Linked DNA regions of Mus musculus: regions 1 and 2 are each linked to region 3. A link is a loop called in an ENCODE intact Hi-C map of the cell type or tissue named here. Cell type or tissue: heart. All regions are shown on one strand. Region 1 overlaps Il2ra (interleukin 2 receptor, alpha chain). Region 2 holds the start of Pfkfb3 (6-phosphofructo-2-kinase/fructose-2,6-biphosphatase 3). Region 3 holds the start of Rbm17 (RNA binding motif protein 17).

What was found. Hi-C counts contacts between places; a loop is a spot of excess contacts. Peaks named below come from ENCODE experiments on the same cell type or tissue, not always from the same donor. Only the 100,000 strongest peaks of a DNase experiment are listed, where the experiment ranks them.
Region 1: a loop joins it to region 3, with 7 times the contacts of the local background. A loop is called at or near these places in 22 of 42 quality-filtered maps.
Region 2: it touches region 3 in a loop (5-fold over the local background); 4 of 42 quality-filtered maps call a loop at or near these places.

The regions. Positions count from the first base shown.
Region 1 is chr2:11,686,220-11,688,719 of GRCm38, forward strand. The region is part of intron 7 of Il2ra (interleukin 2 receptor, alpha chain); the gene reads left to right. The region is part of intron 1 of Gm39760 (a long non-coding RNA gene); the gene reads right to left. Among named protein-coding and RNA genes, the nearest start is that of Gm39759, 6.1 kb to the right of the region's middle. In heart, a CTCF peak has its summit at 1,458 (motif pointing left); no DNase peak of the experiment used is centred here.
Region 2 is chr2:11,500,838-11,503,337 of GRCm38, forward strand. It overlaps Pfkfb3 (6-phosphofructo-2-kinase/fructose-2,6-biphosphatase 3), which reads right to left and starts at 1,253. Exons shown (of 18, transcript NM_001177753.1): 1 at 788-1,253. The coding sequence starts at 863. It overlaps Gm52500 (a long non-coding RNA gene), which reads left to right and starts at 1,173. Exons shown (of 3, transcript XR_003953759.1): 1 at 1,173-2,500. In heart, CTCF peaks have their summits at 1,352 (motif pointing left) and 2,458; DNase peaks (open chromatin) are centred at 14, 534, 1,264 and 2,474; H3K4me3 peaks cover 2,500 bases; H3K27ac peaks cover 2,500 bases.
Region 3 is chr2:11,602,324-11,604,823 of GRCm38, forward strand. Rbm17 (RNA binding motif protein 17) reads right to left here and starts at 876. Exons shown (of 12, transcript NM_152824.1): 1 at 762-876. In heart, a CTCF peak has its summit at 1,008 (motif pointing right); a DNase peak (open chromatin) is centred at 958; H3K4me3 peaks cover 1,163 bases; H3K27ac peaks cover 1,366 bases.

The DNA.
Region 1 (2,500 bases), 84 kb after region 3:
GAAGAAGAAGAAGAAGAAGAAGAAGAAGAAGAAGAAGAAGAAGGAGGAGGAGGAGGAGGAGGAGGAGGAGGAGGAGGAGGAGGAGGAGGAGGAGGAGGAGGAGAAGGAGAAGGAGAAGGAGAAGGAAGGAGAAAAGGAGAAGAAGAAGAAGAAGAAGAAGAAGAAGAAGAAGAAGAAGAAGAAGAAGAAGAAGAAGAAGAAGAAGAAGAAGAAGAAGAAGAAGAAAGAGTTAAGAGTATAAAACCATCTTGAGAAAAGCCAGATACATCCTCATTAGAGTCAGCTGTGTGAGATGTTCTGTCCCTGTCTTTGTTTCATTTCCTGTGGGTGATATAAAATACCCCAACCAAAGCAGCTTAAGAGAGAAGGGGCTTCTCTGACTTACAGGTCCAGGATGCAGTCCACCCTTGTGTGGCAGCTAAGGTGGCCGAAACCCGAAGCCTTTACTCATATCACACCCTCCATCAAAAGCAGGGATCAATGAATTTGCATGCACACTTATCCCAGCTCACTTCCTCTTTCTATACAGTCTAGGACCCAAATCCATTTAGACTGGGTTTTCCCACATCGATTACAGTAATAAAAACAATCCCCTGCAGGCATGCTCACAGATGACCTAATCTAGGTAATCCACCATTGAGATTCCCTTCCGGTAACTTTAGGTTCTGTTAAATTGGCAATTAACACTAAATCATCACACGCCTGACGTCAAGGGTGTGCCCCTCCTGCCCGAGCAGGTTCTGGCCAGCCCTGATACTTTAAATCTTTAATAACAGAGTCATAGGTATGTGGGTGAGAATCCAGTTTCTTCCATTCTTTTGTTGTTCATCTGGCCTCCTTCTCATTTTCCTCAAGTGGAGCAAGAAGCAGAAGGCATTGAGGTCCACATGAGGGTACCCCGATAGTTGCTGTGCTAAGAGTTACTCATGGCCCTGACACTCTACCCATTTCCTTAAGATGTTCTTTTAGAGTTCTGGGAGATAAAACGTGATGTAATATGCCTTGACAGTCTAGGCCCCTCAGTCCTTGTGAGACCTTCTTCCTGCTCAGGACGAGCATCTACCTGGCATGGCATTTTCGTTTGGTGAAGACACCAGACTCAGAACCAGAGGACAGGGCTCTTCATGAGCAACAATAGCTTAGAGTTTACAATGTGAAGCAAGGAGCTGTCTAAGACTGTGAGATTCCCCTAGACCTCCCAGTAGCGGGGCCATTAGGGAGACTGAAATAGAATCTCAATATGACCCCTTTGGTCAAAGAATTTGTCCAAGAAAACAAAACAAAACACTTCTGAAATCCCAGCCACAAGGAGTCCAGCATAACAAGGTCCTGTTGCAGACACATAGGTGCCTGTGCTCACGTTTGTACATATATATATATTTACATGTGTGTATATATGTGTGTATATATATGAAAAAAGTTTACTTTCTAGAAGCTAATTTCATCTAATGCTGCCCTCTTGTGGCCAATTGGAAATCTTACCTCTGAATTCTGAAAATTTCAGTCTTTGCCACTTTGGAACACTTACCAGGAGCTAGGAGGGCACTGGCTGGCTCACATTAGTTACGTTTTTAGGAATTTCATGGGTTTTGTTTTGTTTCGTTTCTTTTCTTTGTTTGTTTGTTTGTTTGTTTGTTTGTTTGTTTGTTTGTTTGTTTTGAGACAGGGTTTCTTTGTGTAGCCCTGGCTGTCCTGGAACTCACTTTGTAGACCAGGCTGGCCTCGAACTCAGAAATCCACCTCCCTCTGCCTCCCGAGTGCTGGAATTAAAGGCGTGCACCACCATGCCCGGCCTCATTTTTTGTTTTAAATGTTCGCCCTGGGAATTTAATCCAAGGCCTTGAGCATGCTAGACACATGTTCTATTCAGCTATGATCCAGCCCTTTGAACTGTTTTGTTAATACTTTTCTCTCTTTTTCTGTTTCGTAATGTTGATTTTTGGGTGGGATTGGAGCACGAGCATCCGGAAGTTAGAGGACAAGTTTTGAGAGTTGGTTTTCTCCTTCATTCACTAGGATTGGTGCCAAACTCCCTTACTCCCTGAGACATCTTTCTCCCCCAGTCGGATTGTTAGGTTTTGTGTGTTTGATTTGGTTTAGAGCAGTAGTCCTTAGCCTTCCTAATTCTGTGACCCTTTAATATAGTTCTGTATGTTTAATGGCTAATCTTACTCCAACTCAGCAGTTATTAGTCCACAGGACTAAATGAGGAAAAATCCACAACTGCCAAGTGTCAGACATTGCACCGCAGGCCACAGACATGCACAACCCAGCCCTGCTCGTAGGAACTAGTAGACTGGAAGAAAAAAAAAACTTGAAATATTTTTGTGGTGCTGAGGATACAGGTCAATAGTAGAATGTTTTCTCAGCCCTGGGTTCAATCCTTAGTATAGAAGAAAAAGAAGAAAGGGAGATATGGGTGGAAGGAAATACGGAGGGAGGAAGGGAATGAGGGAGGGAGGGAGGGAGGGACATTTGTTGAAAGTCTAAGATGGAGATA
Region 2 (2,500 bases), 100 kb before region 3:
TGGTGTTCCAGTGTCCCAGGGTGACAGGAAACCACCTCCCAGTTTTGCCAGTAGATTCTCAAACTACAAACGTGATGTGAGCAACGTGTCCACTGGGCAGCTCGCTCCTGTTTACCCCCGTGGGCTCCTGGGCCTGCTGCCTGGGAGGGAAGCATTGCCTTAGAGCAATTCCATCCGCTCTTCCCAGAGGCACCTCTTCCTATCTAGGGATGGAAGTGAATGAAACCTTCCCAAATCGTTCACAGCAGCAACAGGTGAGGCACTAAGAGAAACTGCCAGCAAATTCCGTGCTCCGGGTAAACGAGTGCGTCTGTAATACAACACTAGTCACCAACCCATAAACCATCCCTGCAACCAAGGATCTGCAGTCACGGGAGTGACGGCGAAGATGGAAATATACAGAGGTGCAAAGATCCGAGGAAGAAAAAAGACCGTGAACCAGAGGAGACCCAAAGAAAAGGGGGCGTTGGTGTGGGCGGCCGCGCCCCTGCTGCAGTCGGCCAGGGTGACTCCGGAGCAGCCAGGTCTCTCCAGCCTCTGGGAGGCGCTGGCCCAGAGAGCCCAGGCCGGGCCGGGCACACAGGAGGTTTCCGGAGCCACAGCGCCCCTTCTGCCCAGCCTGGGAGACGCAGCCGGCCGCCACCCCCGCCTCGCCGGGCCGGGCCGACCGGCACGAGTGCGCTTCCCGCAGAGGGGAACCGGCACAAAGCCGCTGCACACACAATGGCCGGGCTCTGCACGCGGCGCAATCTACAACCTAGCCCCCCACGTGGCTGCCTGCACTCACATCTGGGCAACGAGGGTCGGTGATCGACGGGCACCCAGATCTTCTGTACCCGGCTCTGGGTCAGTTCCAACGGCATCTTCGTAGCTGTATTCGGCGACCCGCCACCCCTGGAGGAAAGACTCCGACTTGGGGAGAAGAGCAGCAGCAGATCCCCCCGGAACAAAGGACAGGAAGGGTGCGTCCGCCTGCACGCGGCTGGGCGCTCCCTTGCACTGCTTTGGAAAATGTGCTTTGTGCGGAGTCTCGGAGGAAGGATCGCCTGAGCGGAGACACGAGACAGATGAGAGCGGCGTGGAGTTGCGGCTGCTGCACTGCTGACTAGTCGGCTCTGTTCAAAAGCTCAGGGATGCTCCAGCGCAGTGACAGCCACGGTCCCAACACCCAGCACTGCCACTTGCTCCTCTCCAGTTCTGTCGGGATGCCACACGCACTGCCCGGCCTTTTAAGATCTGACCGGTAGCGCGGCGCGTCAGCCTCGGGGCGGGCCGCATTCTTTGCGTCCCAGCCCCCTTTCACGTGGAGAGAAGGGTGGGCAAGGCCAAGAGACAGCCTGCTGCCGCCCCCTGCGGGTGGACGAGAGCAGCACGCTCTGTTCCTGCAACCCAGGCTGGTTCTTTCGTCCTCCTTTCCGTCCCTAAGTTTATTCCCTAAGGGCGCAAGACAGGAACGGAGTCCCCAAATAATTCCAGCCACTTTCCTCATCTGTGCTTGGAAGGCAGCAGCGATCTGATAATGTCCAATGTGGTTCGTTGACAGTCCTCCACCCCTACACACACACACACACACACACACACACACACAGAGCTAGAGCTATGTAAAAGCATCTTCCCAGTTCAGCCTTACAAGCCGTGGGAGCCCCAACACCATGCACCATAGTTACATGATTTGGGGACTGGCTCAGTCCAAGTGAAGACGCAGGTCAGAGCTGCCTCCTGGTAACACCTGTGCATTATCGCCCACTATGTCCCCTGCCATTGCTGACACTGCCACCTCCGGGCACGGGCGCATACTTTTCCTGAATCCCCGGGAAACATGCTTGGGTAGTGTTGCTACCCCTCACTCAGTGCTACCGTGCCTGGCGCTTGAAGGGGGGCAATAAATAAATAAGGAAGGAAGGAAGGTTCGACCGAAAAGGAACTTTGGGATGCGGGGGGCGGTTGGTATTATTTTCCCTTTCAACATGGGCCATATTCCATACCCCTTCTGCAAGTAGTGATTAAAAGTAGACCCCATTCCCTCTCCCATTACCGGACTATGAGCCCCAAAGTAACTATCAAGGGACAGCTAGATCCTAAATTCATGTCACCCACCCAACCCCCACGCGCCCGCTCTAGCACACCGGCTATATTTTGTTTGATGTGAACATGCCCTCGCTTCCTTTCCGATTTTTGCACTTTGCATAGGCTGGAGATACATGCATAACAGGCAATCGTTGAACCGCCAGAGTTCATTTATTCAGCGACGATCTAAGGGATCTTTCGGTGAGGACCGCTGCACGGGAGGCCGTGGAGACAAGACACTTTAAATGTGATTTTAGCGAAGGAAGCCTCCGCTCAGAAGATCTGCCTTGCTTAGCGCAAGCTGCACACGTCGCGGTGAAGCTGAGCTGTGATTGGAGGCGCTCGCGGAACCCCACACTGCAGTGGAAAAGTCTGCGCAGAGGCTGCCACACGTCGCGCACGTCCTGCATGCTCTGCTGGGAGGGCGCCGGCC
Region 3 (2,500 bases):
TCACAGCCTTAAACTGCAGAATACTCTACAGCGCTTCTCTGCTCTTGCTTTCCCTCTTCCTCATAGGTGCAGCCTTTCCACTTGTAATAAAACTCCTCTTCCAGGTCTTTCCAGCTTGTAATCTGGTTCTTCGGATCAATCCAGGCCTGGGTTTTCCAACGAGCTTCTTAGAGATCTAACCCCTGGAGAAGCACCTTACTGAGCTTGCAGCACTCATTCAGAGCACAACTGGTCCAAGCAGAAGAAGCTCGAAAGCTAGCGGAGGGACATGAACGCTAAAACTCCCCTTAGCGCAGGCCTGAGCATGCCGGGGGTTACAACAGACACTCTCTGTCCCGGTGAGACAACGGCCTCAACCTTCACTTCAGGTGCTCTGGAAGGAAACAAGTTTTGGGGTTTGTGTTTTGGCTTCTCCATTCCTGAGGCCCGACGCAGTCTGGGTTACTGCGGTCTTGCGACCCAACAACTTGGTCTGGGCATGGGCCATGAAGAGGAGAAAGGTACTTTCTTCACTGTCAAGAGGATCGGGACTGGTGAAGGGGGGATCTAGGTGGCCCGGTGGAACGTGGCAGGCTGAAGGAGCCCAACGTGGAGGGCTGGGAACCCCCCGGGCAGCTCGGGGTGCCCCGCCCGCATCCCCGCGCCCCTCACGGCGCGGCCTAGAGCCGCGGCCTCGCGTCCAGCGCATCCGTGAAGGCGCGCACACCCGAGTCTACGTTCCGGATCAGACCGCCTGCCAGGGCCGCCGCGGCGCCACTCACCCGGCCTTCCGAGACGATTGTGCCCATGGGCCACGGCGGCGGCAGCGCGGAGCCCGGCCGCCCTGCGCGGAAGCCCGCCCACCGCCGGAGTCCGCCGCAGCGCCGAGCCTCCACGGAGTCCGCAAAGGGATGCACCGCGCGGGGTAAGAGAGCGGAGGCTGCCGGGAGTCCACGTCTGCGCCTGCGTGTGACTCGCGGAAGCAAAGCTGCACTCTCCGGCTCGCACTGCACCCTGCTGACGGGAGGACTACATTGCATCTCCTCTCTGCCGGCCAAGAGATGGCGCCATTGGCACAAGGTTTCGAGATTCATGTGCCTTCTGACCTTGGAGTAGGAGCCGAATCCCCTACTAGGCTCCAGGTATTCACTCCCAACTATTCCCTTATATACTAAATGGTGGAAATAAATTTGCAGGCGAGATGTTGCAGAATCTAATAGCATTAAAAACACACACTGAGCTAGGTCTTCAGAGAAAGAATGTAAACACTATAAACCTTGCTCGCTTGGAATAAAAATGCAGCAAATGGCAAAAGAAAGGTCAGAGAAACCAGGGCTTTGTGTAAATATGTTTTCCCCATATTTTTGGTTGCATGTAAAAATTATTTCAAGCTATAGCTGGACAGTTGTGACCCATGCCTTTAATCTCAGCCCTTGAGAGGCAGAGACAGAGATTTCTGAGTTCAAAGCCTGCCTGGTCTATATAGTGAGTTCCAGGACAGCCAGGACTACACAGAAACCCTATTTTGAAAAACAGCAACAATAACAACAACCCCCCCCCCCCCCCGCAAAGGGTGGTGGTGGTGGTGAATTCAAGCTGAAAAATGTATCAGTCAGGGTTCTCTATAGTCAGAGGACCTATAGACTGTCTATATATATTAAATGAATTTATTGCAATGATTTACACTCTGCAGTCCAACTAACCTGACAATGGGCAGCTGTGAATGGGAAACCCAAGAATCTAGTAGTTGCTCTGTCCCACGAAGTAGGTTGTTTCATCTGGTCTTCTGTCTAAGCTACAATCTGAAGAAATCGGTTCCAACAGAGATGCTGTCAAGTAAGTGCAAGAAGGTGACGAGGAGTGAGTCAATCTTCTTTCTCCCAATGTCTTTATGTCCTCAAGTTCCACACCTGGATCCGGAACTTGCTTTGTCCCAGGCTGGCCTTGAACTCAGAGAACTGCTTGCCTCAGTGTCCTGGGATTAAAGTTGTGCACTACCTTGCCTGGGCTGTCTCATGATCTCCATGTCAAGATCTGGGTCAGCAGCCTGTGTCTTCCAGCCTCAAGATCCTGTGTGCCCTCCATTTCTGGATTGTAGTTCATTCCAGATGTAGTCGAGTTGAAAACCAGGAATAGCCATCATAAAACTGTGGAGGTGGACCTTACACAAGTGAACACACCAACATTATAATCTGATTTACAAGAAAGTGTTCAAATAATTCTGAAAGTGCCAGGCGTGGTGGCACACGCCTTTAATCCCAGCACTCGGGAGGCAGAGGCAGGGGGATTTCTGAGTTCGAGGCCAGCCTGGTCTACAGAGTGAGTTCCAGGACAGCCAGAGCTATACAGAGAAACCCTGTCTCGAAAAGCCAAATAAATAAATAAATAATAAAAATTTAAAAAATTTTAAAAATTCTGAAAGCTTGAAAATGCAAGCCTGGAATAAAGTACCAGCTTGTGGCAGATAAACATAAAGAAATCAGATAGCAACACCATGTGTGGGTTGATTAAAAGTTTGACA